Regions from separate parts of the Homo sapiens genome. Here region 1 is linked to region 2. Evidence: chromatin contacts called from ENCODE Hi-C data. All regions are on one chromosome and are shown on one strand. The core of a region is the stretch at or near the end of the contact, and the rest is flanking DNA. Distances in the headings are between cores, read along the strand shown.

The links. Hi-C counts contacts between places; a loop is a spot of excess contacts on that map. Pooled maps may share reads with other maps.
Region 1: a loop to region 2 is called in a pooled map, with 2.2 times the contacts of the local background. The contact joins two enhancer-like sites. A Hi-C loop is called at or near these places in 1 of 50 pooled maps.

What each region holds. Positions count from the first base shown.
Region 1 is chr7:129,968,476-129,973,776 of GRCh38, forward strand. All of the region lies in intron 1 of UBE2H-DT (UBE2H divergent transcript), which reads left to right. Among named protein-coding and RNA genes, the nearest start is that of UBE2H-DT, 18 kb to the left of the region's middle. RefSeq lists enhancers at 1-537, 538-1,179. Within about 2 kb of position 1,481, at least 12 of the 41 ENCODE cell types and tissues checked have a DNase peak (open chromatin) inside an H3K27ac peak, as active enhancers do.
Region 2 is chr7:129,663,159-129,668,742 of GRCh38, forward strand. The region is part of intron 2 of NRF1 (nuclear respiratory factor 1); the gene reads left to right. Among named protein-coding and RNA genes, the nearest start is that of NRF1, 54 kb to the left of the region's middle. Within about 2 kb of position 2,018, at least 3 of the 41 ENCODE cell types and tissues checked have a DNase peak (open chromatin) inside an H3K27ac peak, as active enhancers do.

The DNA.
Region 1 (5,301 bases), core at 231-2,730, 300 kb after region 2:
AGATAGTTGCATCATTTTGTCATGAGGAGAGAACACAAGAAATCTTTCAATTCACATGCTTTTTTAAAACCGGTGCTTACAGAAGTTGCAGTCACAATACATCTGGCTGCTCAGAACATCAAATTTAGAATCTAAACAGTTTTTCCCTAAGTCAATGTTCTGGACCCAGTTTATAAACCTCCTTAGATTTGCTAAGCCCCACTCCTTCCCAGGCCTTGATCCTGCCTCAGTCTCTCAGTCTTGCAGTGCTTCCCGCGTAGTGAGGGCAGTGCCGGCTGCATCCTTCTGTGGCTCTCCAGGCACAGCTGTCACTGCCATGGCTTCTTTCCTCACACAGCCACTGCCTCAACCTCCCCTAGGAGTGAGGGCCAAGGTGCAGCAGCTCCAGCACCAAACTGGACTCCAGGACCTTCTGGCTCCCCAGTAGCTGCTGAGAGGGGCCCAGTAACACAACCTGCACATGAAGGGGAGTTAACACCGTGGGGTGGACTTTTATGGAAAAGAGAGAGGAGGCCGGAAGGAGCCCGCAGTGGCTCATTCTGCTGCTGCTTTGTCCCCATGTGATTCTTCTAACGCTTGGAGGCCCCCGAATGAATGAAAACACAACGACCTGTCATCCATAATGAGAACACGTTCCTTCCTCAGCTGCCTAGCTTCCCCTCTTCCTCACTCTTGCTGCCCTGGGCTTGCAGCCCACCCCAGTGAAACATTAACCCTTGGGCTTTGCCTCTAGCTCTGTTTTCTAGGAAGCCACGTTAGGACAGGCAAATTATGCATTTACTTGAGGGTAGGAGCTTTACAAACCCTCCTGCTTTTCTACCTTGCACTCTTAAGTAGAAACTTCTCTCCTCTCTGGGAGGGAATGGTACTAGAAAGATAACTCTAACCCTTCTCCCAACCTCCAGTACTCCATGGGGTGACCATCAGCCCTTGGCAGGAAAACAGGGGGTGACTGTCCTGCACGTAGCCAGTAGTGTTGTCTAAGACTGGAGTCGGGGGAGAGTAAGTTGAATTCTGTGAGGAAAAGATAGAAAGCCCATTTTGATGTAGATACCAACCAATTTTTTTTTTTTCCAGATGGAGTCTTGCTCTTGGAGTGCGGTGGCGCGATCTCGGCTCACTGCAACCTCTGCCTCCCGGGTTCAAGTCATTCTCCTGCCTAGACTCTCGAGTAGTTGGGATTACAGGGGCGCGCCACTACGCCCAGCTAATTTTTGTATTTTTAGTAGAGACGGGGTTTCTCCATGTTGGTCAGGCTGGTCTTGAACTCCTGACCTCAGGTGATCTGCCCGCCTTGGCCTCCCAAAGTGCTGGGGTTACAGATGTGAGCCACCGTGCTCCGCCATTACCTGTATCTTCTTGCCTCAGAAGGAACGTTTGTGCAGACACTGCCTTTCCTGAAGTCAGTGTTTGACTTTCTGGTCCCCTGAGGCTATTTTCCTTCTCTCCCCACCCCCATCCCTAAACAGATATTCCTTGTTTTCTTGCAGAAGGCCCCACCCAGGCCTCACCTTCCCCTCCTCCACTCCATGGTGGCTTTTAGTGCTTGTGTGATTCACACGTGTCCATGTGCCTTTGCTTGCGGCTCTGTTCACCTTCCTGATGCCTGAATTTCAAGCTCCTGAAAAGGAAACTTTCTGGTATTCACTGGCATTGAATAAAGACAGGAAATAAGTGTCTCAGCACAGAAGAATTTCAGTGTATGCTACATTATCTAAGCTACCTCCTTGCCTGGGATTTTCAAGCAGTGCACAAAGAAGGGGTAAACCTCCCACATTCTTTATCTGAGACCTTCTGAAACACACTCAGGGTCTCAGAACCACTGGCCTGGCCTCTTGGTTACTCACAAGGCTGGTCCCAGCCACCAGCGATGACCAGTTAGCTTCCCTGCTTCCATCCAGCCAAGACCTAGCCAGGACTTGTCTGTCATGCCTGGTATTTTCTCTTGTTAAACTCCTGACTTCTGGGTTACCCTCAATTCCTTTTTTTTTTTTTTTTTTGAGACGGAGTCTCACTCTGCTGCCCAGGCTGGAGTGGAGTGCAGTGCCGAGATCTCGGCTCACTGCAAGCTCCACCTCCCGGATTCACACCAATCTCCTGCCTCAGCCTCCCCAGTAGCTGGGACTACAGGCACCTGCCACCATGCCTAGCTAATTTTTGTATTTTTAGTAGAGATGGGGTTTCACTGTATTAGCCAGGATGGTCTTGATCTCCTGACCTCATGATCTACCCGCCTCGGCCTCTCAAAGTGCTGGGATTACAGGTGTGAGCCACCGTGCCCGGCCAGGGTTACCCTCAATTCTCAAATCTCTCTCCCCAACCCTGAAGGGGAGGAAAAGGGGTGCAGTAGCTTTTGGAAATGCTTGTCTTTAGGGTAGGGAAGGTGTGAGACAGTCCCTGGAGTCTGCTCTGCAGTGAGTTCCCAGTCTCAGTTTCCCTCCCACACTGGCAACTGGGCTCAGAGCTGCGGGCTTCCTCCAGAGGCCAGTGGAATGGAAGGCTTCCTGCCCGGATACTGTGGAGTGTGAAGTTCACCTGCATGTGGGCCACTCCCTCGGAGGGCAGCCAAGGCTGGGGAGGTGGCCTGGTTTGGGAGGAAACTCTCAGAGAGGTGCCAGGATGCTTCTCCACACTTATAAATCCAACTGCTCACCCCTACCTTACAAGCTATTAGTTCCTCAAAAGGAAACAGAATAAGATTGGCAGGAAAACTGAGGGAACATTTAGAATTCAAATAGAATAACCACAGTGGCTTGTAGACCTGAAATTATTTTTCACTTTTAATATCCTTCCTGATTTAATTTTTTTTTAAACGAAGTGTCACTCTGTCGCCCAGGCTGGAGTGCAGTGGCGCTATTTCAGCTCACTGCAACCTCCGCCTCCTGAGTTCAAGCGATTCTCCTACCTCAGCCTCCCGAGCAGCTGAGATTACAGGTGCCCGCCAGCACACCCAGTTAATTTTTGTATTTTTGGTAGAGACAGGGTTTCACCATGTTGGTCAGGCTGGTCCTGAACTGCTGATCTCAGGTGATCCGCCCAAAGTGCTGGGATTACAGGCATGAGCCACCGCGCCCAGCCTCCTTTCTGATTTGAAAAGTAATATGTTCCAGCCGGGCATGGTGGCTCATGCCTGTAATCCCAGCACTTTGGGAGGCCGAGGCAGGCAGATCACCTGAGGTCAGGAGTTCGAGACCAGCCCGACCAACATGGAGAAACCCTATCTCTACTAAAAATACAAAAAATTAGCCGGGCATGGTGGGGCATGCCTGTAATCCCAGCTACTCGGGAAGCTGAGGCAGGAGAATCACTTGAACCCAGGAGGTGGAGGTTGTGGTGAGCCGAGATCATGCCATTGCACTCCAGCCTGGGCAACAGGAGCGAAACTCTGTCTTAAAAAAAAGAAAAAAGAAAAGTAATATGTTCCTGGCTGGGCATGGTGGCTCACGTCTGTAATCCCAGCACTTTGGGAGGCCAAGGTGGGCAGATCACTTGAGGTCAGGAGTTCAAGACCAGCCTGGCCAACATGGTGAAACCCCGTCTCTACTAAAATACAAAAATTAGCTGGGCGTGGTGGTACACTCCTGTAATCCCAGCTACTTGGGAGGCTGAGGCAGGAGAGTTGCTTGAACCTGGGAGGCGGAGGTTGCAGTGACCCAAGATCATGCCACTGCACTCCAGCCTAGGCAACAGAGCAAGACTCCATCTCAAAAAAAAAAAAAAAAAAGAATATGTTCTTAGTGGGGAAAACCTGGAACATGTAAAGAAAATAATGGTCTTGAGGCCAGGCGCGGTGGCTCATGCCTGTAATCCCAGCACTTTGGGAGGCCGAGGCGGGTGGATCACGAGGTCAGGAGATCAAGACCATCCTGGCTAACACGGTGAAACCCCGTCTACTAAAAATACAAAAAATTATCCAGGCGTGGTGGCAGGCGCCTGTAGTCCCAGCTACTCGGGAGGCTGAGGCAGGAGAATGGCGTGAACCCGGGAGGCGGAGATTGCAGTGAGCCGAGATCACGCCACTGCACTCCAGCCTGGATGACAGAGCGAGACTCCTTCTCAAAAAAAAAAAAAAAAAGAAAGAAAATAACGGTCTTGGAGCTTAGTCAGTTAAGAAAAAAAAAGGAAAAAGAAAATAACAGCTATCTGTAATCCCACCTCCCAATTAGCTGGATGTGGTGGCGCAAGTCTGTGGTCCCAGCTACTAGGAGGCTGAGGCAGGATGATGACTTGAGTCTAGGACATTGAGGCTGCAGTGACCTATGATTGTACCTCATGACACTCCAGCCTAGAAGAGCAAGATCCTGTTTCTTAAAAATGAAAGAAAAAAAGGCTGGGCATGGTGGCTCACACCTGTAATCCCAGCACTTTGGGAGGCCGAGGTGGCAGATCACAAGGTCAGGAGTTCGAGACCAGCCTGGCCAACATGATAAAACCCTGCCTCCACTAAAAATACAAAAATTAGCCAGGTGTGTTGGCACATGCCTGTAATCCCAGGTACCCGGGAGGCTGAGGCACGAGGATCATTTGAATCTGGGTGGTGGAGGTTGCAGTGAGCCAAGATTGCACCACTGCACTCCAGTCTGGGCAACAGAGCGAGACTCCGTCTCAAAAAAAAAAAAAAAGAAAAAGAAAAGAAAAAAAATCATAATCCCACCTCCCAGAGAAAACTTCCCTAATATTTGGCATATGTTTATTTTTATGTTCACATATTTTTGTGTAGTTGAATTATGTTGTATATATACATTTGTATCACCGTTTTTCACTTACTATATCATGAGCACCTGCCCCTACCCCTATCATTGTTTTAGCTGTTGCAAACTAGTCCATCATATGGAGGTACCATGATGTATTTAACTGTTGGTCAATTGATGGAAATTTGTTGCATCTCTCTCTTTTTTTTTTTTTTTTTTGAGATGGAGTCTTACTCTGTCACCCAGGCTGGAGTGCAGTGGTGTGATCTCAGCTCATTGCAACCTCCATCTCCCAGGTTCAAGCAATCCTCCTGCCTCAGTCCCCCTAGCAGCTGGGGCTACAGGTGCACGCCACCATGCCTGGCTAATTTTTGTATTTTTAGTAGAGATGGGGTTTCACCATGTTGGTCAGGCTGGTCTCGAACTCCTGACCTCAGGTGATCTGCTCGCCTCGGCCTCCCAAGTGCTGGGATTACAGGCGTGAGCCACCGCGCCCTGCCTCTGAAGACATTTTTACGTAAATAATTGACCCACACACACCTAAAAAAAATTAGCTTAATTTTGTTCATTAGCAACAGATTGTCTTTCTGGGCTGTTAAGAGAGGAAAGG
Region 2 (5,584 bases), core at 768-3,267:
ACACAGACACAGTACAAATCTGACCTCTCTTCCTTTTCCCCACATTTCCCCCTTTTCTTTTCGACAAAACCGCCATCGTCATCATGGCCCGCTCTCGATGGTCGCTGTCTCTTCGGAGCTGTTGGGTACACTTCCCAGACGGGGCGGCCGAGCAGAGGCGCTCCCCACTTCCCAGACGGGGTGGCCGGGCAGAGGCGCACCTCACTTCCCAGACGGGGTGGTGGCCGGACAGAGGCGCTCCTCACCTCCCAGACGGGGTGGCGGCCGGGCAGAGGCGCTCCTCACATCCCAGACAATGGGCGGCCGAGCAGAGGTGCTCCTCACCTCCCAGACGGGGCGGCCGGGCAGAGGCGCTCCCCACCTCCCAGACGGGGTGGCCGGGCAGAGGGCTGCTCACATCCCAGACGATGGGCGGCCAGGCAGAGACGCTCCTCACTTCCTAGACGGGGTGGCGGCTGGGCAGAGGCGCTCCTCACTTCCCAGACGGGGCGGGCGGGCAGAGGGGCTCCTCACATCCCAGACGATGGGCGGCCAGGCAGAGACGCTGCTCACTTCCTAGACGGGGTGGCGGGCGGGCAGAGGCTGTAATCTTAGCACTTTGGGAGGCCAAGGCAGGCAGCTGGGAGGTGGAGGTTGTAGCGAGCCAAGATCACGCCACTGTACTCCAGCCTGGGCAACATTGAGCATTGAGTGAGCGAGACTCCGTCTGCAATCCCAGCACCTCGGGAGGCCGAGGTGGGCAGATCACCCGAGGCCAGGAGCTGGAGACCAGTCCGGTCAACACGGCGAAACCCCGTCTCCACCAAAAATACGAAAACCAGTCAGGAGTGGCGGCGTGTGCCTGGAATCCCAGGCACTCGCCAGGCCGAGGCAGGAGAATCACCGGAGCCCAGGGCAGGGAGGTTGCAGGGAGCGGAGATCTTGGCAGTACAGTCCAGGCTCCCCAAGAGAGGGAGACAGTGGAGACGGGAAAGGGGGAGGGGGAGGGGGAAAGGGAGGGAGAGGGTAGGGGAGAGGGAGAGGGAGAGGGATCCAATTTAAGGTTTTAAAATTTTCTGGGCTACTAAATGACTTAAAGCTGGGCTACATTTTATATCTTTCACTTTCCTGTTTACATTGAACATTTAGCACCATGGTGAAAAGACTTCATATAAACCATGCCTGAATGGGTATGGTATTAGATATTGATCTTAGAAGGTATTTAGAAAAGCTAGACAAGAAATTAATGATGAGGAGTGGCCAAAATACTACATGTTTTGAATATATGCTGTATTTAAGAAGAGGAAGACAGATTCAATGAACAACAACTTTATTACTGTCAGTTACTGTCCACTGTGTATTTCCGGAGTGGTGAATTTAAAAATAAGTCTTAGGGGCAAAACACTTGAAATGTTTGTAAAATATATTTTGTGAAATGCTTATGTGTCCCAGCAGAGGGCATCTTGACATAATGAATCCAGGTCCACTGCTTTTCTATGAAGGAAGATGGTTTTAAGACATGGCTTTGCTGTATTACTGTACTGCTTTGTGATAGTGTTAAGACCAGGCAAAGACTTTAATTTGACCCCTTTGTGTGGCACATGTGGAAAGTGAGACACAGCTGGTAGAAATGACTTCCATTTGATCATTTAATATTCAATTATTGAGGAATTATAATGTATAGTACATATATGTAACCTATGTAGATACTATGCACAAGGCAGGCAAGAGTTTGCTTCTTAGGAGTGCGAAAGGCTTATTGGGGGGAGAAAAGAGTTTGTTTCTGAAGGAGCTTTCATCCAGTGGTGGGGGAGAGCTACCAATAATAAAGTAAAATAATTTGAGAAAGCATTGGATGCTCTGAATAAAATAATGCGGGAAGGTAATGGAGAGAGAAGGACAGCAGATTGCTGCTAGTTTGGGTGGTCTGGGAAGGCTTCTCTGAGGAGGAAGGTTGTGACTGACAGGCAGTTAGGTGTCAGCAAAGGGAAGTGCATTTCAGACTGAGAAACACTGAAAGCAAGGACTTGCAGATGGGAAATGGGAAGGAGGCCAGTGTGGTTGGAGCCTTGTGAGGCAGGCATGAGTCAGACCACCCAGGGCCTAGGGGCTGTGTGTGGTAAGGAATTTCGAGAGGCAGCAGAGCACAGGGCTTACCTGCCCAGGCTCTGGAATCAGGCTTCCTGGGTTGGAATCCCAACTCCACTTAACCAGCGTGGGGATTTTTCTGAGGAGCTGGTCTGTAGCATTCATCATATCTGAAAGGTGACCCAGAAAAGGTAAATGACCATTCACTATATTGTGTTGCCTGTCAGAAACACTTCTAATTCTCTGCAGCACAGACAGCCCCTGATTATTGTTGATTTTCAAGAAAAAAAAGTTTATTTGTAGTGCAACTAAACGAAATCTTCAAGTAATAAAAACAATATCTCAAGTTGGTTGACCTCTTTTAGTATCAATCACCAGTATGTTGTTTGTTGTTGTTGTTGTTGTTGGTTTTTTTTGAGACAGGGTTTCACTCTGTTGTCCAGACTGGAGTGCAGTGGTACAATCATGGCTTACTGCAGCCTCAACCTCCTTGGGCTCAGATGATCCTCCCACCTCATCCTCGTGGACAGGTGCACGCCACCATGCCCAGCTAATTTTTTAAATTTTTGCAGACATGCCGTTTTGCCATGTTGCCCAGGGCTGGTCTTGAACTCCGGGGCTCAAGTGATCCTCCTGCCTTGGCCTCCCAGAGTGTTGGGATTACAGGCGTGAGCCACTGGGCCTAGCCCTAGAGGACTTCTTTTTAAACAAAATTGGATTTATTATTTCATTTTCTTTGAAATGATAAAGGATAGGTTAATAAAGAAGTGGAGAAAGATTCACGTGGTCTATAGACGTAATTAATATCTTGAGAGTGATAGTTTTGGTAAATTGTGCAGCAAGTAGAAAATACTTGAATATTTGAATCATATGGAGAAGTATCAAGATTGACATAACAAATGCATGTGCACCCACTGCCCAGCTTTGTCAGTTATTACTGCTTTCACATGTTTGCATCAAATGTTTTTTAAGAAATAAAAAGTACAGATATGGTTGAAATTCTCAGTGGAACTCTTTCTAATCCTGCTCCCTTCCCTCCCTCCCTCCACTGGGGTAACCAGTATTCTAGATTTGGTCTTTGTCATTCTCTTGCATTTGTCTATATTTGCTATTATGTGTCTGTATGATTAAACAATATTTAGCATTGTTTTGCATGTGTTAAATTTTATATTAATGGTATCACTCTGATACTATGTTTCTGTAATATGTTTATCTCGTTCAACATTTTTCTGAGATTCACCCATGTTGATAATGTGGCTGTTTTTAACTGTTATATGGTATTCCATTCATTATCTGAGTATTTCTTTTTCTGTTGTTGTTTTTTGAGATGGAGTTTCACTCTGTTGCCCTGGCTGGAGTGCAGTGGCACGATCTCTGCTCACTGCAACCTCTGCCTCCTGGGTTCAAGCAATTCTCCTGCCTCAGCCTCCTGAGTAGCTGGGACTAGAGGCACACACCACCATACCTGGCTAATTTTTGTATTTTTAGTAGAGATGGGGTTTACCATGTTGGCCAGGCTGGTCTCGAACTCCTGACCTCAAGTGATCTGCCTACCCCAGCCTCCCAAAGTGTTGGGATTACAGGCGAGAGCCACCGCATCCAGCCTGAATATTTCACATATTGGTAGATAATCAGGTTGTTTGTAATTTTTTCTGTTTTGACAATGTAGCACAGTAATACATTTTACATTGTGACCCAGAATAAATGAGTACACATATAGCCAAAACTACAATTTTTAATGAAATAATACTTAACCCCTACTGCAAATTGTATACTCTGTGATATGTTCTAGTCTGTTCTATTTTATTAGAAAAAAATACACTCATGAGTCACTGAAAGGTCATACTAGCTGTAGCTTGAAAAGTACTACTGGAAGATATACCCAGGAGGGGAATTGGAGGGCCAAAGATGTCCATTTTCAACTTTACTAGATATTGCTAAATGTCTTTCCAAATCCTGTTCATTTACATCCCCACAAGCAGTATGCTGTAGCGCCTGTTACTTCTCATTCTCACCATCGGTGTTACCAGTCTTTTTCATTTTTGCAGATCTGGTAGGTATAAAATGGCATCTCAGTGTTGGTTTAATTTGTGTTTTTGAGCTAGAGGTTCCAGCGAGTGCAGTAAGACAAAGTAGAGCACCATTTTGGATCTTTATTGACGTCTCAATTTTCTTTCTTTGCCTATTTCCTGTTTATACCTTTGCCCATTTCCCAACTCAGTTTTTTGGTCTTTTTTATGTCAATTTATAAAAATTATTGATCTATATTTTGTATTCCTTTCCCAATAATATGTATTGTAATTATTTTCTCCCAGTTTGTTGCCCACCCCCATTTATTTATTTTTTTGTTCATGAAGGTTTTTATTTATATTATTGTGAAATTTATTAATCTTTTACCTTATAGTTTATCCTTTCGGGATCTTGTTTAAGGAATTCTTCTTAACTCTGACTTTATAAAATATTCTATAGTAGTTTATTGTAGAAGTTATAATTTTTTTAATTTTCAATTTTAAAGGTATTTATTTATTTATTTATTTATTTATTTATTTATTTATTTATTAGAGATAGGATCTTACTCTGTCACCCAGGCTGGAGTGCAGTGATGCAATCATAGTTCTCTGCAGCCTCAAACTCTTAGTCTCAAGTGATCCTCCTGCCTCAGCCTCCCAAGTAGCTGGGACCTCAGGTGTGCAGCACCATGCCTGGTTTTAAATTTTTTTGTAGATACGGAGTCTTGCTATGGTGCCCAGGCTAGTCTTGAACTCCTGGCCTCAAGCAGTCCTCCTGCCTTGTCCTTCCAAAGTGCTGGATTACAAGCTTTCTTTTGTTTTTCATTGTTTTATTGAGGTTATTGTTTTACATTTAGGCCTTTAATCCACCTGTAATTTATTTTTGTATGTAAGGATCTAATTTCATTATTTTTCCATATGGATAACCAGCATCATATATTTAATAGCCCATACTTTTTTTTATCTTTCTGACACAGGAGGATGTTTATGAAATCTGCAATTCAGTTGCTTTGATTTGTCTATCCCTGAGTCAGTTCCACACTAGTTTAATGACTATAGTTATGCTCTTATTTATTTATCTCATCTCATCCTTCTAATCAGTGGAGATATAACCTTAATGAGTATAGCCTTGTAATTACTAATATGTGGTAGGATGAATGCCTTCAAATTCTTAAAATCTTATGAATTGTTTTGGCTATTTTTGGCCATTTGCACTTCTATTTAAATACTGGGATCAGTTTATCAAATTCCACAAAATCCCATGTTGAGAGTTTTATTTGAACTGTATTAAATTTATAAATCAATCAAATCAAGCAGCTTTATGCACAGTAGCCTAAAACTGGAAATAGTCCAAGTATCCATCAGATAGAAGAATAGGTAAACAAACTGGTTTATCCAAACAATGGAATATTACTTGGCAACAAAAAGGAAAAAACAACTGGTTCATGTGGCAGCATGGATGAATCTAGAAACATTATTCTAAGTGAAGTTTTAAGTGAAAGAGTATT